2 separate regions of the Homo sapiens genome follow, and region 1 is linked to region 2. A link is a loop called in an ENCODE intact Hi-C map of the cell type or tissue named here. Cell type or tissue: gastrocnemius medialis. All regions are shown on one strand. Links, peaks and the distances in the headings refer to the core of each region. The heading gives the core; the rest is flanking DNA. Region 1 overlaps BTRC (beta-transducin repeat containing E3 ubiquitin protein ligase). Region 2 has its middle 34 kb from the start of LINC02681.

What was found. Peaks named below come from ENCODE experiments on the same cell type or tissue, not always from the same donor. Only the 100,000 strongest peaks of a DNase experiment are listed, where the experiment ranks them.
Region 1: a loop joins it to region 2, with 5 times the contacts of the local background. A loop is called at or near these places in 21 of 110 quality-filtered maps.

What each region holds. Positions count from the first base shown.
Region 1 is chr10:101,460,346-101,475,619 of GRCh38, reverse strand. It overlaps BTRC (beta-transducin repeat containing E3 ubiquitin protein ligase), which reads right to left. Exons shown (of 15, transcript NM_033637.4): 3 at 13,562-13,639. Among named protein-coding and RNA genes, the nearest start is that of BTRC, 110 kb to the right of the region's middle. In gastrocnemius medialis, for the core only: a CTCF peak has its summit at 8,111 (motif pointing right); no DNase peak of the experiment used is centred there.
Region 2 is chr10:101,289,929-101,305,202 of GRCh38, reverse strand. No RefSeq gene overlaps it. Among named protein-coding and RNA genes, the nearest start is that of LINC02681, 34 kb to the right of the region's middle. RefSeq lists enhancers at 6,856-6,925, 6,966-7,035, 13,204-13,743, 13,744-14,283. In gastrocnemius medialis, for the core only: CTCF peaks have their summits at 3,591 and 7,157; DNase peaks (open chromatin) are centred at 3,568 and 7,132; H3K27ac peaks cover 759 bases.

The sequences.
Region 1 (15,274 bases), core at 3,528-11,527, 170 kb before region 2:
AAATGGGGAAAATAGTAGAGATATATAACTCCCCATCGATATTATAAAGTCAGTTCTGTTTTTGTTTTTGTTTTTGTTTTGAGACGGAGTCTCACTCTGTCTCCCAGGCTGGAGTACAGTGGTGCAATCTCGGCTCACTGTAACCTGCACCTCCCAGGTTCGAGTGATTCTCCTGCCTCAGCCTACCAAGTAGCTGGGATTACAGACATGTGCCACCACGGCCGGCTAATTTTTGTATTTTTAGTAGAGACAGGGTTTTACCATGTTGGCCAGGCTGGTCTTGAACTCCTGACCTTAATTGATCCACCTGCCTTGGCCTCCCAAAGTGCTGGGATTGCAGGCGTGAGCCACCACGCCCAGCTGTTTTTCTTTTAAACAGGCTAAACCTTAAAAAATTTACCAACTTGTTTTATTCTTATAATTTAAGTAAAAATTATTTCAAAATATATATGAAAAAATAGAGCATTAGAAATTAGTGTACAGATTTAAATATTGGTGCATGTAAATTCTGGGCTCTAGATTTGTTATTTCTTTTGCGTTGTCTAATTCCACAAACATTTACTATTCATACACACACAAACATAAATATTTTTAAAATAAAATTCACTATGTTTTAAAGATAAATTTATGAAGTAATCAGTATTTGCTGAAAAAAATATAACTTGACTCAAAGAGTTCCGCTTCCAGTAATGGCAGAAATGTTTGTATCAGATAAACCCTCTTGCAGATAGGAAAAACATTTTAAAGCTACATAAAGGCACTGGAGATCGACTTAAAAAAGACGGAAAATGGGGAAGGAGTGGCCTGATCTTGAAAGAAGAGAACCACACTGGGTGAGATGTGTGTTTATGTGCTTTTCCCCTGAAGGCACTCACGAGTCCACTTGGTGCAGGGTGACTAGAATTCAATCTGAAAGCCACAGTCTATTGGCTTGAGATATCAAGTGATAAGAGTTCAAAACTGCCATAGTGGCTGGCAATAGAGAACAGAAATCCCAGAAATGAAAGAGAACCACAGGGGAAGGAGGAAGACTAAAAAATTACATATAAATTCCCCTCAAATCTATGGCTAACACCCAAACTACGTACATGAAGGGGAGATTCCAAGGATTTCAATGGAGAGCAACAGCTGGAGGGTTGAAAGGCCTGTGCAGATATTCCAGCTGCTGCTCATGGGGGGAGAAAGAGTTTAGAGTTTGACTTCTATCAAGTTAGAGGGATGTAATAACATCTTAGGCTTTCCATTAAAAATTCAAAGAGACCATGAGTTTAGATTCAAGAGTATGTCTTAGGACTAAGGGCAAAACCAAAATACACCTGACCTTAACAAATACAAAACCAAGCCTCCACAAGGTCATAGTGATCAGCCAGTAATTTAATCAGAGGAAGAAAAAATGAATTCAGAGTTTCTGCAATGTACCATTTATAATGTTGGTTATATGATCAAAAATTACTAAAAATGAGAAAAAGGAGATAAATGGGATCCATTGTCAAGAGAAAAATGAACCAAAAACCAACCCTGAGAAGACCTAGTTGTAGAAATTAGCACATATTATAGCTCTAAAGAAGCTATAATAGATATGTTCAAACTTGAACATAGCAATAAAAGATATGATCACAATGAATAAACAGATGAAAAATTCTACCAGAAAATGAAAAACCAAAAATAAACTAAATAGAAATTCTAGAACTGAAAAGTGCATTATCTGAAATGAAAAATTCAGGCTGCGCATGGTGGCTCATGCCTGTAATCCCAGCACTTTGGGAAGCCGAGGCAGGAGGATAGCTTGAGCTCAGGAGTTCAGGACCAGCCTGGGCAACGTAGTGAGATCCTGTCTCTACAAAAAATAGAAAAAATTGGCCAGGCCCAGTGACTTACACCTAGCACTTTGGAGGCCGAGGCGGGCAGATCACCTGAGGTCAGGAGTTTGAGACCAGCCTAGCAAACATGGTGAAACCCCATCTCTACCAAAAATACAAAAATTAGCTGGGCATGGTGGCAAGTGCCTGTAATCCCAGCTACTTGGGAGGCAGAGGGAGGAGAATCGCTTGAACCCGGGAGACGGAGGTTGCAGTAAGCTGAGATTGCACCACTGTTCTCCAGCCTGGGCAACAGATTGAGATTCTGTCTCAAAAAAAAAAAAAAAAAAAAAAAGAGAAAAAAGAAAAATTAGTTGGGTATAGTGGTGCACACCTGTAGTCCCAGCTACTCAGGAGGCTGGGGTGGGCGGTTGCTTGAGCCCAGAAGGTCAAGGCTGCAGTGAGCCATGTTCATGCCACTGCACTTCAGCCTGAGCAACAGAGTGAGACCCTATCTCAAAAAAATCAAAAAATTTACTGGAGAGGCTTAAAAAGCAGACTGGAAGTGACAGAAGAAAAGGTCAATGAAGACAGATAAACCGAAAAAAAAAAAGATAGATAAACTGAAATCATATAAACTGAAGAACAGAGAGAAAAAAAGGAGATTAAGAAAAGAAAAAAAAAAGATCGGTCTTAGTCACTGTGTGGGACAATTCTGGATTATCTAGAATATATGCGTGGCTGGAGTCCAAGGAAGGGAGAAGAGAACGGTACAGCAAAGAAGTTATAAAAATAGTGATCAAATACTTCCCCAAATTTTGTGAAAACTAGCGGCTTTCTGATTTCAGATCAGCAAACCCCAGTCATGTTAAAAATACAAAGAAAACAACACATATAGGCCCATCACAGTCAGAACTGCTGAAAACGAGTGATAAAGATAAAACCTTGAACGGAGCCAAGGAAAAAGGGGATGTTAGGTATCTAGGAGTAACGATATAAATAATGTCAGGCTTTTCATAAAAAAATGAAGGCTAGGAGACAAGCGAATAATATTTTTATTTCACCGCAACCTCCGTCTCCCGGGTTCAAGCAATTCTCCTGCCTCAGCCTCCCAAGTAGCTGGGACTACAGGTGTGCGCCACCATGCCCAGATAATTTTTGTATTTTTAGTAGAGACAGGGTTTCACCATATTGGCCAGGCTGGTCTCGAACTCCTGACCTCAGGTGATCCACCCAACCTTGGCCTCCCAAAGTGCTGGGATTATAGGCATGAGCCACCACGCCCAGCTGGGAACAATATTTTTAAAGTGCTGAAAGGAAAAAAATCTTAAACCAGGTTTCCTATGTTAGGAAAGGGGTGGGGTGGCTCATGCCTATAATCCCAACATTTTGGGAAGCCAATGCAGGAGGATTGCTTGAGCTCTGGAATTCAAGACCAGCCTGGACAACATAGGGAGAGACCCCATCTCTACCAAAAACAAGAAAGAAAGAAGAGAGAGAAGAGAAGAGAAGAGAAGAGAAGAGAAGAGAAGAGAAGAGAAGAGAGGAAAAGAAAAGAAAAGAAAAAGGAAGGAAGGGGAAGGAAGGAAGGAAGGGAGAAAAATGAAATATGGAAAGAAAGAAATCTAGAACAAACCCTGTGGGGTTGAATTAGAATTGGAGTTATCAATGTGAACTAATGGTTTCAAAGTATATAAATATAGATGTAAAAGAAAAGTCAGTGTTTGAATCTTGGTTTTTAAATACCATTCTGCACTAAAGGGAATCATACATTCATGGAAATATGGTTGACTCCAGGACTGACCAGGGAAACTATAAGATGGAAATACTCAGAACGATGAAGATACGTCAAAGGGGGCATGGAAGCCTGCCGAAAGAGGCTTTCAGTAGCCCAATATGAAACAATCACAGTATTAAAATAAAAGATATTAACATATTATAATCTGTTGAATAAACAGGAAACATTTCTTCAAAAACACAAATTACCAAAATTGACACATGAAACAGAAAATCTGAACAGCTCTATACCTCTAAAAGAAATTCAAATTGCTCTAAAACATCTTGCCACATAAATTTAAATAATAAGTTTAAAAAATCTTTCACAAAGAAAACTACAGGCCCAAGTGGTTTGTGAATTCTATGAAATCTGAAGGAAGAAACACCACCAGGATTATACACAAGTGCTTTTAGAAAACAGAGGAGGATGGGAGGAAGATTTCCCAATTCATTTTATAAGACCAGCATAACTCTGATACCAAAACCTGGCAAACACTTAAAAAAGAAAACTGCAAACCAGTACCTCACATGAAACAGACACAAAAACTCTTAACAAAAATCAAGGTAATTTGTCGTATTAACAGAATAACGGGGGCAAAATCCTATATATCTCAGATGAAAAAAAAAGTAGTTATCTATCTGTCTGTCTATTTTTGGAGATAGTTTCTCTTTCTGTTGCCCAGGCTGGAGTGCAGTGGTGTGATCATAACTCACTGTAGCCTCCAACTCAGTGGGCTCCAGCGATCCTCCCACTTCGGCCTCCCAAAGTGTTGGGATTACAGGAGGGAGCCACCACACCCAGCCCCTCACAGACTGCTTTTTAATAGAAAGTGCAAGGTTGATTCTAAAATTTATATAGAAATGTGAACTATCTGGAATAACAAAAAATAAAACAACAAATCTAGAGAACTCACACTACCTGATTTCATGGCCCATTATATAAAATGACAATAATCAAGACACTATGGTATTTGGTGCAAGGATAGACACCTATCATTTTTCTTGTCCGCCTTGTCTACAGGGACATAAAATAGGGATGGGTCAGTACCTTAGGCACTGTCACCCACTGCTCTGGGTCCAGCAGCAACGTTTTCTTCAGGAGGTTTGAGAATATAACTCTTATATAACTAAATGGTTTGGACAAATGAATTCATGTAATTCAATGGGGGAAAAGAAAGTCTTTTCAACAATGGTGCTGAAACAACTGAATGAAATTACGGCAAAAATAATGAAGCCCAAACTCTACTTCATGGCACGTATAAGAATTAATTTGAGATGGATCATAGAATTAAGTATAAATAGTAAACTTATAAAGCTCCCAGAAGAAAACTTAGAAGAATATCTTCACAATCATGGGGTAGACAAAGATTTCTTAGGTAGGACCAAAGGAAGTATCCCTTCTAAAAGAAAAAACCGGCTAGGCGCGGTGGCTCGCGCCTGTAATCCCAGCACTTTGGGAGGCTGAGGCGGTCGGATCACCTGAGGTCTGGAGTTCGAGACCAGCCTAGCCAACATGGTGAAACCCCGTCTCTACTAAAAATACAAAAATTAGCATGTGGTGGCGCATGCCTGTAATCCCATCTACTCAGGAGGCTGAGGCACAAGAATTGCTTGAACCTGGGAGGCAGAGGTTGCAGTGAGCCGAGATTGTGTCACTGCACTCCAGCCTGGGCGACACAGCGAGACTCCGTCTCAAAAAAAAAAAAAAAAAAAAAGAAAGAAAAATTGGTAAACTGGATTTCATCCAACTATTAGAAACTTCTCATCAAAACATACCATAAACAGGCAAACCATAGACTGTGAGATATAATCAGAGTACATATATCTGACAAATGAATGGTATCCAGAATTCAATACAGTTGAGTCTACAACTCAATAATAAAAAGGCAAACAATGCAATTTTTAAAAATGGCTAAAAACTTAAAAGATACTTCACAAAGAAAATGTCTGAATAACCAATAAGCACATGAAAAAGTACTTAACATATGCTCACCAAAAACCTTTATAGAAGAACGTTCATAGTAACTTCACTTATAATGATGGAAATGGCTCAGATATCCACCAAAAGGAGACAGAAAACAAACTGCGATATATTTATTCAACTCAATGAAAGAGAATAAACTACTGATATACACAGCAACATAGAGGAATCTCACAAACATTATGCAAAGTGAATGTCAGACCCCAAAAATATAGCATTCCATTACACAAAATTCTAGAAAAGGCAAAATTACAGTGACAGTAAGCTGATCAGTATTTGATCCATTGGTGGTGCAGAAAATAAGTAGAAAGGAGAACAAGAGACATTCCTAGGTTATGAAAATATTCTATAGTTTAATTAGGGTGGTGGTTACACAGGTGGTTAGATTTATCAAAAATTCAGACTTATACAATTAATATCTGTAAAATTCACTGTATGAAAACTTCCAATAGAAGTATCTTAGGAGTAAATTTTTTACAGAGGTTTGTCCAGTCATCAATAAATGTATCATGCTATTTTTCTGAAAATACTAAGTTATAAAAAGAAAATTTATTTTCCTTCAAAATTACCCTCTTTTCCCTTCATGAATGAATATGTAATAACATATTTAGGGGACCATTAGATAGATTCAGAAACTCTGTGCCAGGCCTGAGGGAGTTTCCAGAGTAGGGCTATATATAGGACTTTATTTTCTAGACATTCCATCTGTAAAATGGGTAAATGACTTTGCTGATCTCCCAAGGAAGTAACACAGATCAATAAACTAAAATTTGTCATAGTTCCTTTACCACTCTGCAATTAAAAGGCTAAAACATTCAATATTTTCCATTCAATATTTTCCTGTAAGACTCTCTCCAGTTTGAAATCCAACTAGTGAATATAATAGCCACAGGCAAGATAGGTTCTGTCCCCATGCAACACTTGAAAAGGTAGCTTCATTGCTGAACCAGAGGCAGAGAGTTTTGCGTTGGAGTACTTTAATACGTTTTTATATCGCATATAAAGCACATAAGCATAAACTAGTAAGATGCCTTGCTGAAAACTACCTTCTTTGTGAAAGCAGGCTGTAATTCTGAACAAGTTTTCAATTTTCACACTGCTGCTAGGGTAAAACATTTTAAAGAGTTTAATTTTTTACAATGGATTCAATGACATAGGATTATCTAACAAAGTAATGGCTAATCAATAGAAGGTTTAGTTGTCAGGTGAAACATATAACACACTAAAAGGGATTGATTGCCAGACTTGCCCTTATTTACTAGAAGGTATATATTTAAAATTACACAAACTTGTTACTGGGCTGCATTGTTTTAACCTTGCAAAAAGCTGCTTAGAAATCTGTTCAGCAGCCCTATAGCATAACAAGATATAGTATAATGAAAATCGTTAGTGACTGGGAGTGGGGGTATAGGAAGACAGGGACTTCCAGATACATGGTAACATCAAATCATGTCCCACACAAGAATATGGTATAGAAAAAGCAAACCAAAAAGCAATATCTAAGGAAGCTGGAAGTGGGTTTTAAAAATGCCACACAGATGCTACTGAATCTTGTTCAATAGATGCAAAGCTGCATCTGCTATCATTCCGTGTTGTTTTTAGGGCAGATTTTTTTTTTAGGGCTCATGCAGATGAGCACAACAGGCTTCCTCCCACCCCACCCCCCGCCTTTTTTAATGGTACATCCAGAGTAAGCACTGAAAACAAAATGAATTGGGCCCATATGGACTTTGACCAGCATATAAACTGTTTCCTTTATAATTTATTCCCAGTATCACAACTCTCTATATGAAAATACACTCTTTATGGTCATTGCAACCCAGGAGTTCAATAATATTTTTCCTACTAAGTCAGTGATTACACAATTTATCAAAGAATGATTACATTAAAATACAAATAAAACAAAGCACCAACCCCCCATACGGTCTTCCTTCCTCAAAGTAATTTTAAGAAAGCCGGTTATTAAATTGCTCCTTTTTGAAGAAGGGTTTTTGTAGCTAGGCACAAATTGCCAAACCGTGTTTTCTTAAAAAAGTTATTAGACTCTAAAGGATTCAACAGAAGTGGGAAGTTATATAAACAAATCACTTCGTCAGATTTGGAAAGATCACTTTTGTCTTACTTAAGAGACCTACATTAATTACCTTTAAGATCTTTTACATGGACTATTTAAAATAAGTACAATTTATTTATTTATTTCAAATGAGGTGCTTCTTCCAAAGTATTAAATAATGTCTACAAATGCAAAGGCATTTTTATAAATAGGTAATTAAAACAGATGACTAAAATTAAGTCAAGCTGCAAAACATTACCCAGAATGCATTGTGATTTTTTTTATTAATAAACATCTCAGGCAATTTTTTTTTTACCCAAAGCCCAAAGCACTTTAGGAGGGCAAAAAGAGGTAGCAAGTTTTATAGAGTAAAAAAAACCAACAACAACCAACCACACATATATAATGAAATAATGCAAACCCCAAACGAAAGTATTTACAAGACAGTCCCTTAAGCATAGTTTGTCATATTGCAATTACACCTTGCCTACTGCCAAGCCAAAGTGCTTACTATTGCCACTAGAGGGAGAAGTGTCTTAACACAAAGCAACGGCAGATAGGGAATGGGTTTTCTCGAGCAATTATCAGAACAAAGCTCCCTTGGCTGTGTGTACCTTCTAATTACTCAATACAATTAAAGTGACTAACCTAAAACAAATAGAGAGAAAAAAAAAAAAAAAACCCTGCCTGCCTGATATCAGGGACTTCATTAAACCTTTTTCCCTCATCAATCAAATCAGAAAGAAGGGAATGCCATCATATATGAACATTACAGAGCTATTAAAGGAAGCAAATTCTGTGTTTTTTTTTTTTTTAAAGGAAGAAAAGGAGCTCTCTTGAAAAAAGAAATGTCTTGGTATTTACCCATCTGGATGCTGCTTGAAAATAAATTGTCCTCCAAAGAACAGAAATACAGTATGTTTTCTCTCAGTTCACTGGCTTATGAATGACTTTTTGTTGTTGTGGTTGTTTTGTTAATACACACTATAATGTCATTTTCTGTGTCAGTGATGTGCTTTTTCCTCCTACTCATCCAACTGTATAAAGGAGCTATGCCCATCAGACTTCCATGCTTATACTGGCTGATTTAAGTTCTTCACTGCTGTTTTTTGTGGATCTACTCCAAGGCAATGTTTAGAACGCAGGAATTTTTTCAGGGGAGGGGAATATGGTAGAAAAGGAAAACAGCTACTTATTCCTTCTAAAAGACTTATGTAGTTCCTTTTATAAGGCCCAGTCATTAACAGAAGATGACAACACAGTCATTTTTCTTTCAGCTGACAATTGTGACATTTTTCCAGCAGCGTGCAAGGTGTTGAAAACCTGGCAGCTGTTACCTCCTGGGATGAAGATACTTTTTTATCCTCCCTTGACAGTCTAACTCAGTGGGTCAGCACCTTTAAAGACTGCAAAGTATCCTTGAAGAGGATGGAAGCTTGAATTACTGCTCCCTCCCTAATCAATGTAAACCCTCACTGCAGGTGAAGTCTCCATCTATAGAGGTGCATGGGGGAGGAAAATGTAATGCCCTGAGCCAGATGGTTTTTATCTTGTTTTTAAAGAATAAAGGAACAAGCTAACAAGGGAGACAGCTACTTTGTTAGCTTCTTGGCCTCTCTCATGGCTTTGCATCCCCAGGGTTCCAGCTACACAAGAGAAAGAATACAGAAAAACCTAAACACTTAAAGAAATATAACTAGAGGGCTGGCATCATGCTGCTTTCAGAGAGTTGAGAGAGCTCTACTCAATGCTTTATTTATCACTGCCCACGTTCTCAGGATGGTAAGTGGACACATACACAAAGGAAATGGGGGATGGGAGAGGGATTAGACAACGGTCACAATTTACTCAATTACAGAGAAAGGCAGGGCTGACAGATCCTATTAGCACCAATGAGAAGCAAAGAGTTGAACGTTGTAATGCCACAATTTTCAAAAAGTAATGAGTACTTTCATGTATCCTCCCAGGCCTTTGCCCTTGATTGCAGATAGGAATAAAAGGTAGGAAAACAGTGGCTATCCTTTCCTTGACTTCACATTTTTAGGAGTAAAACAAAAATTGTAGCTATTTTGTACATCCTTTAAATAAAAGTTCATATTTAATGCCAAGAAATGAGATTATTCTGAAACTAAGAAAATTAACTTTCTTTACAAGGATACACTGCTCTACTTCCTCTCCCTACCCCAAACTCTTCCATCTTCAGATGCTGGAAATGAAACGAAAAAGCAGGTATACAAAATGACTTGGTGACAGACACAGGGAACAGTGTCTCTTAATTTCCACCTTCATTATTTCTTGTTCTGGTAATATCTTTGTCGGGTTTTGGAATTACTGTTATGGTGGATTTTTAAGTCAAGGAGTGTTCTTTCCTTCTCTATTCTGTGAAAGGGTCTGGCATAAAATTCGTATCATTTCTTCCTTAAATATTTGTTGAATTCACCAGTAAAACCACATGTCCCTTCTGATGATTAATTAAATTTATTTAATAGACATCAGGCTATTCAAATTTTGCTTCACCCTGTGTTAAGAGTTTTGGTAAGTTGTATTTTTCAAGGAATTTGTTCAACTTGCCAAATTTTTGGTATAAAGTTGTTTGCTCCTCCAATATTTAAATAGCTCTCCAAATTAACATGCAGTAGTTATGTCCTATCAACAATGGCAAAACGCTATTTTTGAATAATATATGTCAACTATAATATTAGTTAAAAACAATGTTAAATTGCTAGAAGATAACTGAACTTTTTATAATCAATAGTGAGTTTCTGAAATCCCATTAGAAATATCTGCAAAAGAATCTCAAGTTAATGAGATGCAAATCCTACTTGTATCAATACTAGGTATAAGGCGGCCTTGACATCTTTTTGTCTACAGAAGTTGACTACAGGAAAAACAAAACAAAACAAAAACAAAAAAACAAAATAGCAAATGGCACTTCATTATTGTCATATGCAATAGAGAAAAGAGGGAGTTTAAACAGCTTATATACTATGTCCTACCTTAAAAAAAATCAGCAATGGGGTAATCAAGTTCAGGGCAGTCCTGGACAGCTGCCCTGTGACCCGCTTCTATTGACCCCTGCTATTCATCACTCTTCCCTAAGATAGAGAGGGCAAGCTCCTAGGGAGTGACCACCACAATAGACAGACACAAGCCAACAGTAATCTGGTTCGAGCAAAAAACCAGATGGCACTGCAATAAATTTACAAATCTGCATTCATGGGGCTGCTAAAACACCCAGAAGCTAAAAGACTCTGAGGGCCCCAGGAGGATCTCCTACTTCCCTGTTTCTAAAGGCCATTTCTCTTTCCAAGAACATTGAGTTCATGCTCTTCACAAAGAGAATGGAGATAAAACCCTTTACAAAGAAGGGAGGAGAAAAAGCCTCATGACCTAATTAATCTCCAGAGCTTGGATCTCAACACTGAATGACAGATATTAGAAAAATCATTTCAAAGCACCATGGGGGGGGTGGGGGGGAAGGTTGTTAAATTAAAGTGGGCAGGGGGAGTGGGGAAGAGAACCTGCTAAAACGGCAATGAAAAAAACAACATTAAATCTCTTTCGAATATTGCACACAACAGATCTTGCAAGTAGAAAATGATTCAATAATGTATGCATTTATTTTTAAAATGAATCAGATTAGTCCCATGTGTGACCTGCTGGTCCATCTGTATGTGCTGGACTTAATAGGCATGATTCTCTCTCTTGCTTCAGTTTGAAGTATGAGAGAGATAAATTTAGTTTAATTTTCAACAGATCAGCCTATCCATTTTCCAAATGGACCATCTGGATCAGCCTATTAAAATTAATTTATAACTTTGCAGAGAGAAAATTCGTTTGTTAGCTTAAATAAAGTTGCCAAAACTTTTGTTGTGTCATTGTTTTCCGACAGTTGTTTCTGTATAGTGGGCAGAGTGTTCCTACTTCCCAATTTATCTTATTCAGTATTGTCCTATTGGTTTAGATGAACAGATCAGGTGTTGATTCTCCAAACAGTTAAAATTGTAACTGTCTCAACATCAATTACTGATCATTTGTGGATTTTTGTTTGTTTTTTTTTTTAAAGCTTCCTGGATGATTCAATTCTATTTACTAAACAATTATTTTTATAAAAAAAAGAAGTGTTCATCCAAAAAACATTTAACATATAGTAAATTAAAAAATGAATGTGTCACAGTTTCAAGTACTTTCCCTCTAAACACTATATATAAACTGAAGTCAGAAGGCACAAGTAGAAACGCTTTGGAAACACTGAGATCTGAGTATCAAATCACTAATTAGCTAGACAAGTCATCTAACCTCTCTAACCCTCCATTTTCTTCATCTATAAATTGGAAGTCACATCATATCTAAAAACTTTACAGGGTTATTGTGAGGGTTAAATCAAATAAGCATCATGTTCACGGTGGGTGCTCAACAAATATTAGATCTCCTATTTCCTAGAACAATGCTATAAATCCAAGTAAATTAGAATTATTTTTACTGCTGCTCAGGCTCATTGTATCCAATTTTATATTAAAAATGAATACAGGGCCAGGTGTGGTGGCTCATGTCTGTAATCCCAGCACTTTGGGAGGCCAAGCTGGGCAGATCACCTGAGGTCAGGGGTCTGAGAACAGCCTGGCCAACATGGTGAAACCCTGTCTCTACTAAAAATACAAAAATTAGGTCGGGAACAGTGGCTCATGCCTGTAATCCCAGCACTTTGGGAGGCTTAGGTGGGCAGATCACAAGGTCAAGAGTTTGCGACCAGCCTGGCCAACATGGTGAAACCCCGTTTCTACTAAAAATACAAAAATTAGCCCGGTGTGGTAGTGGGCACCTGTAGTCCCAGTTACGCAGGAGGCTGAGGCAGAAGAGTCGCTTGAACCCTGGAGGTGGAGGTTGTGGTGAGCCAAGATCACACCACTGCACTCCAGCCTGGGCGATAGAGCAAGACTGTGTCTCAAAAAAAAAAAAACCCCAAAATACAAAAATTAGCCAGGCATGGTGGCAGGCACCTGTAATTCCAGCTACTCAGGAGGCTGAGGCAGGAGAATCGCTTGAACCCAGAAGGCAGAGGTTGCAGTGAGCCGAGATCACGCCACTGCACTCCAGCCTGGGCGACAGAGTGAGGCTTTGTCTCAAAAATAAAAATAAAATAAAATAATAAAAATAAAAATGAATAGGTGGCACACTTATTCTCTGGCAACATCATAAGAACTTGCGTTTCTTGTTTTTGCCAAGGACATTCTAATTTTTACAAGAACACAATGGTATTGAACTTTCACAAGTAAAATGTGTTACCTTCTATTGGGGCACAGTGGTGAGCTATTTTTTTTTTTTTTTTTTGAGACGGAGTTTTGCTCTTGTTGCCCAGGCTGGAGTGCAATGGCGCAATCTCAGCTCACCGCAACCTCTGCCTCTGGGGTTCAAGTGATTCTCCTGCCTCAGCCTCCTGAGTAGCTGGGATTACAGGCATGCGCCAGCATGCCCAGCAAATTTTTGTATTTTTAGTAGAGACTGGGTTTCTCCATGTTGGTCAGGCTGGTCTCGAACTCCCGACTTCAGGTATTCGCCTGCCTCAGCCTCCCAAAGTGGTGGGATTATAGGCGTTAGCCACCTTGCCCGGCTGCTGTTTTTTTAAGTTATTATTAACAATGGCCTTTTCTTCTAGAAAAAGCAAACAAAATATTGCTCATACTAAAAGGGCTAACTTTATTACAGGCAGATCTGTTTTTATACTTTTTTAAAAATGCCAACCAGCTGTCCTGTACATGTATACCTAGAATGTTTTTTAAATAACTGGGAAAACCATGTCACCTGATTGAAAGTGATGGCTATGGCCAGGCCAACGTCCGAGTACTCTTAATATAAGCTCCAGTGCTTAAAGAATGGCAAATCAAGGGTTTCCTCCTGTCTTTTGTTTTGCTGTTGGTAGCTTTTTATTTTAAGTAAGGCTGAATTTCATACCTGTCTAAGTGAATTCTTCTCTGGTATTATCTTCCTAGGGGGTTCGCCATTATTACAGTCTTCTCTCTCTGAGGAATTCTGTGAAAGAAAGTAAGCTTTAATTCAGTTCTCATTATCTTCAATCTTATCCTTTGGGAGTAAACTGAATTACATTTCTAATTCTGTAAGTTAGAACATACATATATTTATACAATTATTCACTTGAAGATTTGTATACATACAGATATACACATATGTAAAAGAAAACATATGCCCATGTATATAAATAAATTATGTAAGGATTTAGATGGGAAGTATTTCATGTATCTTTAAGCATTGTGTAGGAGATCATATTCATTAGATCTCTAGCTTGCACTTTGACACAGGTTGACACTGGATACAAGAAAGTTCCAGCCCACACTTAGCTGATGACAACTAAAACCATGATTATTACCTTCTCTCGATTATAGTAGATGTTTGGTTGGCACAGATCTCCAAGTCTGGGTCCTAAAAATAGTTATTTCTCTTCCCCCTCTTCTCAGATTTGATTTTATTTTCTTTGATAAAAGTAGCATAGGACTTAAAAAAACATTTACTCAGTAGTTTAGGATTAGAGTCCATTCCTTGGCACTGTCACCTCAAACAGCAGCTAGAGGCCCTAAAATGTCAGTGGGGTTTTTATATACTTAGGAGGGGGAAAAAAACAACAATCCAACTGAAAATGAGTTCATAAGTACTAAAAATCTGCTAGTCAATATATGTAAATCACTATCTACAAGGCAAAATACAGAAAATCCAAATTACATATTATTTGAGTTCCATTTTCAGCAACAACATTAGTAACATTAATAACATTAATATTTAAAACCCTGCAGTTGTGCTAGGTGCGGTGGCTCACACTTGTAATCCCAGCACTTTGGGAGGCCAAGGCGGGCAGATCATCTGAGGTCAGGAGTTTGAGACCAGCCTGGCCAACATGCTGAAACTGTGTCTCTACTAAAAATACAAAATTAGCCAAGTGTGGTGGTGGGTGCCTGTAATCCCAGCTACTCGAGAGTCTGAGGCAGGAGAATCGCCTGAACCCAGGAGGCCGAGGTTGCAGTGAGCCGAGATCACACCACTGCACTCCAGCCTGAGTGACAGAGCAAGGTTCCGTCTCAAAACAACAACAACAAAAAACTTACAGTTAATATATTCCTTACATTACATATAGTCATAACGTTCTAACAGGAGGGTTAGTTTATTTGTAGGTTCAGAAATTATTTTTAACATGAGAGTTTATCTGAAAATTTTCATACAAGCATGAAATTATTAATATACAATCATTACTGTGTTCTAAACCTACATGTAAATTTCACTTTTTTGGTTTCTATTAGATATTACATTTTGAAAGATACTGAGAGATAAAAAACGTACTGTGTCATTCTGAGGCCCTTTCACCTCTGTGGCTGACACCTGTGTGTCACCTTTAGTAAGCCTGACAGGCCAGTACCCTAATGTGTTTCTTTTGGGCAGAAATATCTTATGAGGTTTAACTTGATATTTTACATTTGTGATGATCCCTTGTAAAAGTCCCTAAAATTAAAGAAAAAGCATGCTATATTACAAAGAAAGGGACAGAGACTCAAGAACTTCAGAGTTCTAACTTCTTTTCCTCCCTGTTTGGAAAAAAAGGAATGGAGATCATCTACCAAAAAATGGAGGAAGGATATAATTGAATTAATGACTACAAAG
Region 2 (15,274 bases), core at 3,544-11,543:
TTCAGACAGGGGTGTCTTCAGGGGAGGGGCAGCCCGGCAGGTGCTAATGACCTCTTCTTTGGTTTATGCCAGTGGCCCATTGGGTACTCATGTGGAGCAAATATGGGATGGAAGGGGAGAGAGCTGCTGCTGAGGATGGGGGCAGGAAGGGACTGTCTTGCTCCTTAGAGACCTACATGTGTGTGAGGTGGGGAAGGGGGTCCCAGGGTGGAAAGTGAGAGGGTAGAGGGCTATAAGGCCAAACAGGGACCAGGTAGTTGCTGCCCTATCCTCCCCTCTACAATGACTCCACCCCAGCATATCCCCTTGTCAAGGCTTTCTGGGTCCTGGCCTACCTGGGCCTAAATAATTGAGGAGCCCATTATAGCCTTGCTGTTTCCTCACTGTCAAGTGTAAACGCTGCACTGGTCGGGTGGGGAAATGGGGCTAATTTGAATTGATAATAGGAAACGCGGGGAAAAGTCATCTATGGTGAGTGAGGAGCGAGCGATCCCTGAGCAGATGCTAAATCTTGTATAATGAAAGAATCTGCCGATGTCAATTATGTACGAGCGTCTTTGCAGTGGTTGGAGGCGGTGGGCGGGTGAGGGAATGGAGGGACGGGTGCATCCCATAAACCCAAACACCCATCAAAGGCTCATACATATGGAGCGGTGGAGATTACAGCATAAATTTGAATGTTATGAATGTGGATGAGGGACAGGCAGGAAGCCCACCTCATAAGGGGGCTGTTTTCAGCGCACATGTACAAGGGAGCTTTTGTCCTCTTGGTTCCTCAGCTGTGTTTCCTCCATGTCAGCTGTGCTCCCTCTGCAACCAGTTGTGTCTCAGGATGAGAAAGAAAGTCAGGATATGGGGGTGCTGGGACAGGGTAAGATCAGCTGTTCTTCTGGGGCTTGGATGTGAGTCCCTTGGGAGCTCTGGGCCCAAACTGCCCTTGACCCATTCAGAGTGCTGCCAGGATGTTTAGCTGGGCATGGTGGTGCACGCCTTTAGTCCCAGCTACTTGGGGGAGCTGAGGCAGGAGGATCGCTTAAGCCTAGGAGGTTGAGGCCGCAGTGAGCCAAGATCGTGCCACTGCACCCCATCCTGGGCAACAGAGTGAGACCCTGTCTCAAAAAAAGAGGGCTGCCAGGATGAGATCTAGAGATCAATGTGACCAAAGATCCAGGGGGATATCCTGAAATATCTCTGATGTGACCACAGCTTTCCCTCCCCACTGATGGAAGAGACGGGAAAGAGCAATGTAGACCATGATGCCAACCACAGATTGGGCAGGGAGATCCTGGAAGACAGCCTGGAGGAAGAGGTCAAAAACTGTGCTTATAAAGGGGGCTAACAACTCAGAAGGACAATATCAGCAGCACATCTTTCCATTCCTAAGTACAAATCCTCATCACACATGGGATCGGGTGTTTGTGAGTATACACATGCATGCACACCCTGTAACAGGGCCCAGACCCCTCCATCAGTTCCCAACCTGCAGCCTCTCCCTGAGCAGACTTTGTGATTTGTGGTGCAGACCACCCAGGGACTTTAATCTTCACCGTGACAAATGCAATAAAAGGAACAATTTGGAGATCACAGCTAAGGAAGACACATTTACAAACCCTTCCCCAAAGGTTGGATGTGGCTGTCACCATGTGATTTGTGCTGGAGATGAAGCAGGGAGGGGGAGAGGGGGAGACAGAGAGCTGGAGAAGGAGGGCTGGGGAAAAGGAAGCATCCCCAGCTCTCTCCTCCTCACCCTCTCTGCTGGATCACAGTGGAAGGGGCTAAGCTAGCAGAAGGATGACTGGACCCACCGGCAGCCACTGCCACCCTCCCCCATCATGACTAGGGAGCACAACTCAATTACCAGGAACACAGCCCAGAACCACAAAGCTGCAGAGATTCATCTCAGCAGTTCTGGGGCTCTATCTAGAGAAGGGATGGCAGGTGGGGGTGGAGGGGGTAGGGTTTGGAGAAGAGCGAGAGAAAGGGAGAGGCAGAGTGGAAAAGACATTTTAATAGAAAGACAGTGACATCTCAAGTTGCAAAGGGAGCGCCCTAAGAAGCTATATTCTGAGACAGGGAAGGGGAGGGGAAATTTTCCAATCAGGGCTCCTCCATCAGGCCTATCTGGAGGGGTCCAAACATAGAGCAACAATGTGGGTGGAGGGGAAACTTAATCTAGGGACAAATCCATTGGGCAGGCAGGTAAGCCTGGAGTTCCACAGGATGAGGTCAAACTGAGATCTTATAACTAAGCTAATAGATGACTTGAGATGGTGGGTGGTACAGTCAGGCACCTTCCTATCCCCTCTGAGTCTTCTTTTCTCTATCTATAAAATGAGTCCTAGGCCAGATGATCTGTAAGGTAGCTGCCTACCTTGCATCTTGGACTCTCTGAGACCCAGATGTCTTGGAGTCAATGACAGGAGACTGGATAAGAGAGACCAGTAGTAATCCACCACTCCCTGACCCTGACTTTCTCGTGGCTTATAGTGGTTATTAACACATGGGCTCCTTTCTGTTGGGATCTCAGCTGTGCCCCCCAGGGTTCAGGTCTACAGCTCTCTCAGCCACTCCCATCCCAGTAAGAGTTCAGAAGGAACCCATTGGCCCTCTTTGGTCTCAAAAAAGCTGGTCACTCTTAGCTTCCTTTTTGATAAGATCATCCTCAAACCAAGGCCATTCTGTCCCTGGCTCCCTCTACCCGATGCACAGGAGATGTTCTCTCTGCTCCAGGATTTAACTTTGAAGCCTCTAGGTTGCTTCCAGTTTTTGAGCTTTGAAAAAATTAGATATTTGTTCCCTTGACCTGTGCCCTCCCACCCCATTCCCCACCTTCCATCTACCTGTGCCCCCCAACTCCTCACCACCCCACTTCCAACCAGGCTGAGGGACCACAGAGGTGCCATGTTGGCAGGGAGGGGAATGTTACTAGGCTATGAGGCACTGGTTTTTCATCGCACTCAAGGCCACACCTCAGAACTCCTCCACCTAGCTGCTGCCCCTATGCTAGCCTGGTCCCCAGCACAGGACCATCTCCCTGTGCACTTCCAGGGCCAGACCTGGTCCTCATATCCAGGAAGTAGGCCTGGTGAGTGACTAAATGGGGGTAGGGAAAAGAAGACATTAGGAGTATGGGCCCTCACTGGAAACTCCCTAGGGATGATGGGGGTCAGATGCTAACAATGTCTAGTTGTCACAGTCATGGCTCAGCATGGCCACAGGGCAGAGATACGGGCCTCTCCAGGGCAGTGAATCTGGGCTGGATCATGGCCTCCAAGGGCGTGTAGGAGGTAGGGAGCTGGGGAGGTTGAGAAATGTAAGGAGGTGGGGAGTGGACAAAAGTATGTTCTCTAAGTTCTAGACACAAAGGAGAGAAGCCTCTACATAGGAATGAAGAGAGGAGCTTGGGAGGGACTAAATCAGGGCTGACTTTCCCAAGGCATCTCTCCTTGGGGCAGGGACTAAAAGTGTAAAAACATTCAAACAAGGTGAGTCCCTAGATATGGGCTCCATGGTAGACAGTGAAGCAAGGGGAACTGAACTGCTAATGCTGGATGGGGCAATTCCCATGGTCCTCTGCTGCCTCCCTCTGGAGAGGGCATAACGGTGAGCTCTGCTCTGCTGCCAGCCCCTCTGCAGGTCCTCCTGGCTTCTCTTCACTGCACCTCACCTCCATCTAGGTCCTCGATTTCTCCCCAGGTCCTCATACACTGTATTAGTCAGGGTTTTCCAGAGAAACAGACCAAGAAAGAGAGAAAGAGAGAAAGAAAGAAAGAAAGAAAGAGGAGGAAAGAAGGAGAGAGAGAAAGAGAGAGATAGAGATAGAAAGAAAGAGTGAAAGAAAGAGGAGAAAGAAAAAAAGAAAGAAAGAAAAGAAGAAAGGGAGAAAGAAGCAGACAAGGAGAGAAGGTGAGAAAGAGAGGAAGAGAAAGAGAGAGAGAAAGAGAGAGATAGAGAAAGAAAGGAAAAAGAAAGAAAGAAAGAAAGGAAAGGAAAGAAGAAAGAAGGAAGGTAGGAAGGAAGAAGGTAGATAAAGGGACTTATTATGAATGATTGAGTCACCCAATTATGGAGGCCAAAAAGTCCCATGATGTGCTGACTGCAAGCTAGAGGCCCAGGAAAGTGAGTGGTATAGTTCCAGTCCAAGCCCAAAGGCCTGATAACTGTGGGGGCCGGGGAGGGGCTGGTGTATAAGTCCTGGTCCAAGTCTTAAGTCCCCAAAACCAGCAATGTCAAATCATAAGACAAGAGGAGATGGATGGCCTAGATCAAGCAGAAAGCAAATTCACCCTCCCTCTGCCTTTTTCTTCTATTCAGGCCATCAACAGATTGAATGATGCCCACCCACAGTGATGAGTGTGAGTCTTCCTCACTCAGCCTACTGATTCCAGAAACTCCCTCCACAGACACACCCAGAAATAATGTTTTCCCAGCTATCTGGGCATCCCTTAGCCCAGTCAAGTTGGCATATAAAGTTAAGTATTCCAGGCTAAGCGAGGTGGCTCACGCCTGTAATCCCAGCACTTTGGGAGGCCGAGGCAGGTGGATCACCTGAGGTCAGGAGTTTGAGACCAGCCTGGCCAACATGGTGAAACCCCATCTCTACTAAAAATACAGAAATTAGCTGAGTGTGGTGGTGCATGCCTGTAATCCCAGCTACTCAGGAGGCTGAGGCAGGAGAATCGCTTGAATCCAGGAGGCGGAGGTTGCAGTGAGCTGAGATAGTGCCATTGCGCTCCAGCCTGGGCGACAGAGCAAGACTGTCTCAAAACAAATAATAATAAATAAAATAAGCATCCCAGACACCATCTTCACATCTGACAATGCCTCCTGATACCCCCTCTCCCACCACAGAGAAAGCACTAGATAAAAAATACACTATGAGACCGGTGTAGTGGCTTATGCCTGTAAGCTGAGTACTTTGGGAGGCTGAGGTGGGCAGATTGCTTGAGGCCACGAGTTCAAGACCAGCCAGATCAACATAGTGAGATCCTGTTTCTACAAAAAAAAAGAAAAAAATAGCCAAATGTGGTGGTGCATGCCTGTAGTTCTAGCTAGTCAAAAGGCTCAGGCAGAAGGATTGCTTGAGCACAGGAGGCAGAGGCTGCAGTGAGCTATGATCATGCTGCTGCACTGTAGACTCTAGCCTGGGTGACAGAGTGAGAACCTGTCTCAAAAAAAAAAAAAAAAAAAAAAGAGAAGACTAGTAGGTGGCAAAAGGGGCTCTGTGACATCTTCTCTATTCTCTGTCTCTCTTCTTAGAGAAGGGACTTTGACTTGGCTTACTCATTTGCATCCCTGTCCCCAAGGATAGGCTGGGCTGGGACGGTAGGAGAGAGGAGTAGACCAAGAATTGGTTCATTCCTTGTGGCCTCCGCCTTTCCCTATATGACTTTACCCAAGGCCGAGACCAAGCCCAAAGCCAGATGGGAGTCTCTGTTGACTGAGTGCCCTCCCCTGCCAGAGGACCAATCCCAACTGAGCAATCCCTGACCCTCAGCTCTGTCTGCCTCTCACCAGGCTTAGTCTAGTGGTGAGGGGTTTGAGACCCCAGATGGTGGAGGTCGGGGAGGGGGGCTGTAAAAGAGGGTCAGAAGTGGCCAGTGGGTCACATGGACTCTAAGAGCGACATTTCCCTCCCTAAGTCCTTAGACTTAGTCCAGCAGACTGGAGGTTGATGGGAAAACAACAAAAAAGTCAAGGAGAAAGCCATTCTGGGTTCCCCCCTCCTTCATGTTCAAAACTGTTTGGCACATTCTTACACATGCAGCCACAAACATGCATGCACGTGCACACAGACACACACACACATGCACACACAGAGCTGAGCTACATATGACACATCGTGGAGTGGGGACCAGTGTGGTGGGCTTGAGGGGAAGAGCAGAGCAGGAGGCTGTAATAGTCAGCTGAGGGCACAGGTGCAAAGCAAGGGGCACTTTGTGGGGAGCGGTAACGTGAGTACACATGGCGGGCTGGAGGTCCAGAGAAAATAGAAAGGGAGATGAATTGAAGCAGAGGGTCAGCCAGAGGCTGAGGAGAGGGTGCCTCTAAAGGGAAGGATCTGGCCTATGAGCAGTGCTAGCAGAATTCCATGGTGACTGGGCACCCAGGCATTGGGTAAACCAGTGCACCCTGTTCTGAATAAGAGGTGAGCCATTCAGGCCTCCAAAGGCACCCCCAGAAGGAAGCCAGAGGCCAGGAGTGCTCCAGGTCTCATTCTTCTTCCCCTCTGCTGTTAAGTGGATGGGGTAGGTGGGAGTTGGGCTGCTGATCCCAATTTCCCCTCTCCCTCGAAAGCCTGGACTCACCCACTCTCTCCAAATTCAATTGTCCTTGATGAGATCCACTCTCCCACACTGAGCTTCCCTACCCCCTCCCAAAAGGGGCCAGGGAGACTAAAACAGGTTCTCTCTGTTTTGCTCTATTGTTTTTCTTCTTTTCCCCCACCATGTTCCAGGACCCAGGACATGCTCTGCCTTGCTCTAAATCCTAAACTGGACAAGCTTAGGGTAGGAAGAGTCAGCGGCGACTGTGGCTTCCTACCCATTTTCTTATTTGCGTGAGCCTGGCCTTTCAACCTGTTGTGAGGAGGTAGGATGTCAGGACAGTGGGGGTGGGAGACTGAGTATTTTGACCTTGCGAGGCCTGCCCCTGTCTTTACCCATTCCCCGCCAGCCCTCAGTGCCCTTTGAAGGTTTATAGTCATATAAATCGCAGAGTCCCATGCCAGGCTTGGAATTTGCAACTATAAATAGGCAGGAGGTAAACAAGGTGGCAGATGCAGGGGCTTGGGACAAGACGGAAAATCTGCCCCTCTTTGCCTGGGCAGGGGCCAAGGCACATCCGTGGAAAGGGATATCTTCCCTCCCTTCTCACCTCTCCTCCCCTGCCTGCTGCCTGCTGGCTGCCTGTGCTCTGGGCTTCTAGTCTTTTCCCTCTAGGCATTTATCCTCCAAGGCAGCTTTCTGCTCCAACTCTCCCTGGCCACCTGCCCTGTTTCATCTTGCCCTGAGTCAAAACAGGGCGGAGGGATTGCCTCCATTAGGCTCTGTGCCCCTCGGCCTCCCTCCAGCTGCTTCACACTTTATCCCGTGCTCCTCTAGTGAAGTCTTAAGGAGGTGCCGCTTCTGCCAACCACCAGCCTCCACCACTAGGGGCGCCCTGATCCCCTCTCCATCCAGCCAAGGTGATGCTAACATTTCTCAAGCAGGAAACCGTATTAGGAAACTCTGGGGAAACAAAGCAAAGACCCTCACCTCCCACTCATTCCCTTCTAAAGCACAGAACGTGAGAGTGCACAGATTTTATGTTGCTTAGGCTGATGGACACCTGCCTGGCCACTTGGAGTTTCTACCCATGATCTCTGGGCTGTATGAGCCAGATTCTGAGCAAAGAGTCTGAGTTTGAAACAATTTAGGTAGCATGCTTTCTAGATCCATCCCTGCCTTCTCTCTGCCCCAGGGTCGGGCTGATTTTATGCTCTGTTTTGTCCTGGCCCTGGCAGGTTCCCAGCCACCAACAGTCCTCTGATGAATGTCAGGCCCCGCTGGCCCTGCAATTACCTCTGTTCATCCCTCTTGTAAGAATCTGGATCTTCAGCCCTGAAATTCCTTCTTTCATCCTAAACCTGGGCTCTCCAATCACACTCACCCATCGGTTTAGAATCACAGAAACTAGAACGGAAAGAAATCTTATTTTTTCTCATTTTACAGATGAGGAACCTGAAGCCCAGAGTGGTGAAGTGACTTTCACCTCAGTTACACAGCTCAGATTGGCTTTGTTGCTAAAGTTGGAAACACTCCTCTGCCAAGCTTGGCTTCTCCACCTAGACCTTAACTTCCCAGCTCCTGCTGGCTTCCTTGGCCCCCCAGAAGCAGAGTAGCCACCTTTCAAAGGTTCATTCTCCTTTGCACCCTACATCTACCTGGCCTCTACATGGGGAGAGAGAAAGGACAGATTCCAAATCTCAAGAAATGGTTGAATTATATGTGGCTCCGTTTTCCAGTACCTTCAACCCCCCATTTCCCTGAGTCCTCTCTGATGGCTTATCGGGCAGATGTTCCTGGAGGAATGACTTCCCAGAAGCCCATCTTCATAAAGCCTTGAGGAGCATCCTTCCTGCTGTGGGAAGCCACTTCCCTGGCTGCTCCTTTATTTTTCTAACGAATGTCAATTTCCTAAATTGGATGGCAAGGTGAGACCGAGTGCGGTTCCTTGAATGGTGTCACTTATTCCCTGGGTTTGCAATGCTCAAGGGAGCACATGTGCATGCACACACATGTATATGCATGCACTCATGTTCTCATCGCCATCCTGTTCAAGGGGTCTGTCTTTTTTTTTTTTTTTTTTGAGTCAGAGTCTTGCTCTGTTGCCCAGGATGGAGTGCAGTGACACGATCTTGGCTTACTGCAAGCTCCGCCTCCCAGGTTCACGCCATTCTCCTGCCTCAGCCTCCTGAGTAGCTGGGACTACAGGCACCTGCCCGTTAAATTTTTATATTTTTAGTAGAGACGGGGTTTCACCGTGTTAGCCAGGATGGTCTTGATCTCCTGACCTCGTGATCTGCCCATCTCGGCCTCCCAAAGTGCTGGGATTACAGGTGTGAGCCACCGTGCCCAGCCAAGGGGTCTGTCTTAATCTATTTCTGCAGCCATAACAAAATACCTGACACTGGGTAATTTATAAATAATAGAAATTCAGGCCAGGCATGGTGACTCATGCTTGTAATCCCAGTACTTTGGGAGGCCAAGGTGGGAGGATTGCTTGAGCCCAGGAATTTGAGGCCAGTCTGAGCAACATGGTGAAGCCCCATCTCTACAAAAAATACAAAAAAATTAGCTGGGTGTAGTAGCAGGTGCCTGTAGTCCCAGCTGCTTGGGAGGCTGAGGTGGAAGTATCGATTGAGGCCAGGAGGTGGAGGGTGCAGTGAATTGAGACTACGCCGCCGCACTCCAGCCTGGGTTACAGAGTGAGACTCTATAATAATAATAATAATAATAGTAATAATAGGAATTTGTTCTTCACAGTTCTGGAGGTGGAAAGTCCAAGATCAAGGGGCCAGGAGATTTGGTGTCGGGTAAAGGATATCTCTCTGCTTCATACGTGGCACCTCTTGCTGCATTCTCACACGGCAGAAGGGGGAAAAGTGGCAAACAACTCCCTCAAGCCCTTTTATAAGGGCACTAATATTGTTTGTGAGGGCACGACCTAAGCATCTCCTAAAGGCCCCACCTCTTAATGCTATTGCGTTGGGGATTCAGTTTCAACATGAATTTTGGAGGGAAACAAACACCACAGCAGGGTCTTAAGCTAGGAGCAAGACCAGAATCTCTGCATCCATGTTTCAAATGAGTCACAAGGAAAGGAAGACAAATACAGGAGTTGATCTGGGAGACAGATAGGACATGAGTTCCTGTGGTTCACTGAGGGCAAAGGGAAGGAGGTGGCACAGGTAACTAAGGTAAGTGGGAGTGTTCTGGCTCCCTGATGGGTGGAAAGGGGCTCCCTTTCCACTGGGCTGTCAGGATGAATGAAATCTGTAGGTGAGAGGGAAGATGCTGATGGCAGTCAGACAGGGAGAGTTCTGAGAGGGAGTCCAGTTACCGCAGAATACTCCCATCCTACAGCTGGACTGGAGTTCCCAGTGTGCCATCTGGGAGTGCCTGGGATGTGTGTGGGGCAGCTGGAGGGATGGCCATCATCTATCCAGCACCTGTCCTGCCCCCAAAGCGGATGATGTAACAGTATAACAATGTGGCAGAGGACAAGGGGGGTTTTGTAATGTTTCTCTGGGGGAGGAACAGTCCAGCTTTCAGCGATATGGCTGGGATAAGGCAGCTGTTGTCTGTGCTGTGAGCTCAGAAGAAGCCCCTATCCCTTCAGTGAGCAGTCTGAGCCTGGGTCCGCTCATCTTCATTCCAGTCCTTTAATCATGGGATGGCTCATGACTCTCCTTCCAAGGAACAGAAATGATTTGCGCTGCACCTGTCAGCCACATAGACTCTAATCAGAGATCAAACAGGGCACAGAAAAGACCCTGCCCAGGAATGAAATGTAGACCTTCCTATGGGGTAGGGGACATTCAGGCCCTGGAAGAATCTTTTTTTTTTTTTTTTCCTTTTGAGATGGAGTTTCGCTCCGTCTTGTGCCCAAGCTGGACTGCAATGGCACGATCTCAGCTCACTGCAACCTCTGCCTCCCAGGTTCAAGCGATTCTCCTGCCTCAACCTCCTGAGTAGCTGGGATTACAGGTGTGCACCACCATGCCTGGCTAATTTGTTGTATTTTTAGTAGAAATGGGGTTTCACCATGTAAGCCAGGCTCGTCTCGAACCCCTGATGTCAGGTGATCCACTCTCCTCGGCCTCCCAAAGTGCTGGGATTACAGGCGTAAGCCACCATGCCCGGCCAAAAGAATCTTTATCCTAGGTCCCCAGGCATTGCCTCCTCCCGCTCCACACCCACATCCCATCTCCCTGGTCTTCTGATGCCCCTCATTTGCCCAAGTGCCTTCAATTTAGGCCTCCCGCAAAGGTCCTCTTCCCACCTTCTACCTGGTCTCTCTGGAGGGCCTCACCTTGGTCTTCAATGATCCTTCATCTTGGCCCTCCAGAGAATCTCACCAGGATTCCTTGCAAACACTTTGGATGTGATCTTGCCTATAGATTCATTGTCCACCATTGTCCAAGTTCCCTAGATGCTTTGCTAACCAGGCTCAGAGAGCAGACTGGAGAGTTAGGTCCTTTATCGCCCCAATCCGACCACTTTCCCTCCTGCCTCTTCATTCAAGCTCCCCAGCTGGTCATGCCCTAGAAAAGCAATCTCAGCATCTGCTTTCTCACTCTCCCTTTCCTTATCCATAACCAGAAACCCTAGATGGGAGGCTGAGACAAGAAGATCGCTTGGGACCAGGAGTTCAAGTCCAGCCTGGGCAACATAGTGAGACCCTCATCTCTGAAAAAAAAAAAAAAAAAAAAAAAAAAGGAAACCCCCAGTGTCATTCTCCAAACTATTAGACTGTTCTTGAAGGCAGCAGCCATAACTTACTCACTCCTGTGCCTCAAACTCAATACTTCAAAAGTTAAAGGTTCAATAGATATTTATTGAAAGAATCAGTCCTCGGCCGGGCACTGTGACTCATACCTGTAATCCCAGCACTTTGGGAGGCTGAAGCGGGCGGATCACCTGAGGTTGGGCGTTCCAGACCAGCCTGATCAACATGGAGAAACCCCGTCTCTACTAAAAATACAAAATTAACCAAGTGTGGTGGCACATGCCTGTAATCCCAGCTACTCGGGAGGCTGAGGCAGGAGAATCACTTGAACCCGGGAGGCGGAGGTTGCAGTGAGCTGACACCATGCCATTGCACTCCAGCCTGAACAACAAGAGCGAAACTCTGTCTCAAAAAATAAAAAAGAAAAAAGAAAAGAAAAGAAAAAGAAAAAAAAGAAAGAAAAAGAATCAGTCCTCAAACTTCTCCAGTATATTTCCTTCTTTTCTCAGTATACTGTCCTGTCAAGTTCTCAACAACTACACTCTTTTATTCCCAAGGCAGCTTTTGAGGAGCTGTTCAGAAGCATTAACCTCTTTCAGTCCCAGATCATGAGGGGGAATGCGCTGATATCCAGGTCTGGGACCGGGAGCTGAGCACATGGCCCGCCTGCCTCGCCTGAGCCTGGAGGCCCCAGGCGGGATTGTCTGTCCTCACTCATCCTTGCCGCCAAGGCCTCCTCGCCTGTATTTATATACACTAAAGCCTCTGCTCGAATAAAACATCCATGTAAAATCCAATTTCCTCAGAATCTCTTTTGGAGCCTGGGCCTGAGATGGAGTAGGTAACCCCGGCGGTAACTGCCTGAACCACTCCTGCCGGCTGCAAAGGTGAGGCCCATTTTTCAATTATCTATCTGCTGTGACAGCAGCGGTCCAGCCACCGAGCCAAGGCAGGGGGAGGGGAGAGGCAGAGCTGGGGAGGAGGGACAAAGAGGGCAAGGGCACGGTGGGGGAGAGGGGGAGGGAGAAACCTAGGGAGAGGAGGCACAGGGAGAGACCCTTGCGCCTGGCACCCAGTAGGTGCTCAAGAATTATTTGGAAAATGAGTGATCAAAGAGTGTATAGGGAGGGTGGGGGTGAGATCTCCTCCTCGGAGAGGGGGAGAGCTGGAGAGACACAGGGTGGGTGGAGACAGAGAGAGGGCGGGAGAGGTAGGGGGAGGGGAGGCGAGCGTGGATGGAGCCAACAAGAGGCTCCTGTGTCAATCCGTGGAAACGGGAGGCAGAGTGATGCGGTCACAGCTCCTGCCATCAATATCCTCTAATATAAATGTCAGTGATGCTATTTTCCGCGCAGTCATTTCGCACACTGCTGATTACATTAACGTATAATGGAGGGGCGCCGGCTCCACTGCTTTCTCCCCTAACCCTCCCCCCGGTGATGTGTCAATAGCCGCCTCCATGAACAAGTCAATTTTCTGCAGGCTTGGCAGCGGAATAAATCTGCCCGGCTATGGGGAGAGCTGGAGATATTTATATACCCGGCGCCTGCCTTCCGTGTGCGCGCGTGCGTGTGCGCGGCGGGCGCGGGCGCGGCCGCGGGCCGGAGCGGGGGTAGGGGGTGGTTCTGGGGCGCGCCGCCGAGCTGAATGATTTCCAGCCCCTACTCAATAAGAGGAGAATTTAGAGCGGTCCCTGAGCTGGGCTCCCAGAAACAGCCTTACACGTTTATTTTCCTTAGCTGAACAGGAAAGAGGAGAATTATATGTGGATTTATAGGACAGGCGCAGCTCAACCCAAATGCTCCCGCTCCAGGGGGCGGGGACGAGGGGGAGGGAGGTGGCAGGCCGGGCGCCGGCCGCTGGGACCCTCGCTCGTGCCTGCGTTGGTGGGGGCACACCCCCCTCGCCGGTCGCTTTAATTACATTTGTTCTCGTCCTTCGTGAGGGCGAGACTTCGGCGCGGCCCGCGTGGGGGGCGGGAGGAGGCGCAGGCCAGGACTGCCTGGAGGGGGGCGCGGGGAATGGGAACGTGGGGAGCCCGGGAGGGGGTGCTGTCAGCTTTTGCTCAGAAGCGGATCAATAGTACGAGATCTAATGGGCTAACTGCCAAGCGGGTGCACCGAGGCGCTGCCCCGCGGGGGCGGGAGGCGGTGGGCGAAGGACGAGAGAAAGGAATGGGGGTGGGAGAGGGAGTGAGGACGGGGAGGGGGGAAGGGCAGGAAGAGTGGAAGAGGTGGGGGGAGGAGGAAGAGAGAAAATAAAGAAGGGGAGAGAAGGCGAGCGGGAGCGGGAGGGCAGGGACAGGACAGGACAGTCTTCGTAGGGGCGTTTCTTCACAAGGGGGATCCTTTCCTGGAGCTGCCAGACGCCGCAGTCGCCAGCCGCCGGGCCTCAACTCTGTCATTGAGCCGCCAGGGGGCGGCGCGACCCTGTGCTCTCCCCGCGGATCTCAGGGTCTCCTCGCTGGGGCGCGAGTGACCGGTCGCCGCCGATGATTGGTCCCTGCCCGGCGCCCTCTGCCCTCTCCCGGAGGCCTCCCGCGTGGCAGGGTGGGCGTACGGCGACTCCCCCCAACTCCTGCCCCAAAGGAAGGAACCTTCTGGCTTTCCTGGTGTTGGCCCTGGCGCCCTGGGACCCTAGAGCCCCGGGGAAGCGCCCAAAGGCTAGGTCACCGGCCCAGGGCTGGCCACTGTCCCCGGAAGACCCCCAAGGCCGCGGCCGACGCGGCATGGAGGCGCTGGGAGATCTGGGCCTTCGCAGCCCGGCTAGGGAGCGTGGACGAGTCTCCGGGACATCCTGCGCGAAGGGTCCTTCTGTGCGTGCTGCGCGGGCGCTAACGAGGCCAGCCAGAGTCACCAGGGATGAAGGCTATAGGGCCCGGTTTTAACTCATTCGGTTCCTGGCCATTGACTGTCCTTTTTTCAGTTCTGGGGCCTCATCCCTTCCCAAACTGAGAAAATAAAATACAGCCCAACACCCTCAATGGCAAGTTTAGCCACCCTGGAGAGGGGAGCCTGGTGGTGACGGCTCAGTGTTCTCGACCTGGCAGGATAGCAGAATTACTTGAGGGAGATTTTTAACATAAGCGTGTTTACCCGCACGCATGCATTGTAAGAAGCTTGTATGTAGAGGCAGGGCTTCCTGGAAGCATGCCCGGTGTCAGAGCTCCCCCAGATAACGCTGATACAGAGTCCCACATGAGCATTACCTGAAGAAACTGCCTGGAGGTGCGGCACTGGGAATGGGAACATGGGGAGACCAGGAGTGGGGCACTGTCAGCTTTGGCTCCAAGCAGATCAATAATAGTACAAGATATAATGGGCTACCTGCCAAGTGGGTACACTGAAAAATGTCACATATTTTTTCATGTTGGATGTGGTAGCTCGGCCTGGGCTATTTGCCCTCATGGATGTGTCTGTGTGTCGCTGCATGTGTATGTTGCTGGGTACCTGCACCACTGGGTAAGCATTGCTTTATGCATCTTTTTATGTATCCTCTGTGTGCGGATGTCACTGGGTATGCATCATCCCGTGTATCACTGGTGTTATCATCAGCGTTTACTGAGAGCACCTATTGTGTGTGTGTTGTCGTACATGCCTGTCCTGATGAGAGTGAGTGCGGATCCTGGGGTGTGTTTGTGTTGTATCGAGCACATCTCTGTGGGCTCCATTGTGGGGCACAGCCATTGTCTCCATGTCATTGAGAGTGTGTGCTGGCAAGAGCTCGTGACACAAATGGAACGAAGCTGATCTGCCCTAGAAGCAAAGGAGGCAATGACCTTCTTTTTCCAATTATATCCTGGTCAGAGGTGAGCGACCTCTCTCCACCGAGGCCACTTCTTGTCATGCAAACTGAGCAGAAGGATGGAGATTAGAGGAATGTGACCGAGTCACGTGTGAAAACAATCAGCTATCAATGGGCCCCGATCAATGCCCCAGATTATAGATGAGCCCAGGGCAAGCAGTCACTTTGGAGTTTTTCCTGAGGAGGCAAAAATACACAGCACACAGCCATACACGTCACACGTCCCGAGAGACCCACAGCCTGGGGACAGGTAGGAAGTGGGTTGGGGAGAGCTGGGCAAGTGAATGGCCACCCACTTTGAAGTGGTCGGCAACTATTATTATTAGTAGGTGGTTATGTTGTTTTTGTTAAAGATGCAACCTTTATTCCGCTGGTAGCGGGAAGTGTAAAAGCTTGTGTTTGGTGTTTTCTATTTTAAGTCCAGAGAGTTAGGTCTCTTAAGTGGGTCACAGGAGACAGTGTGGGGATTTGGAGGAAA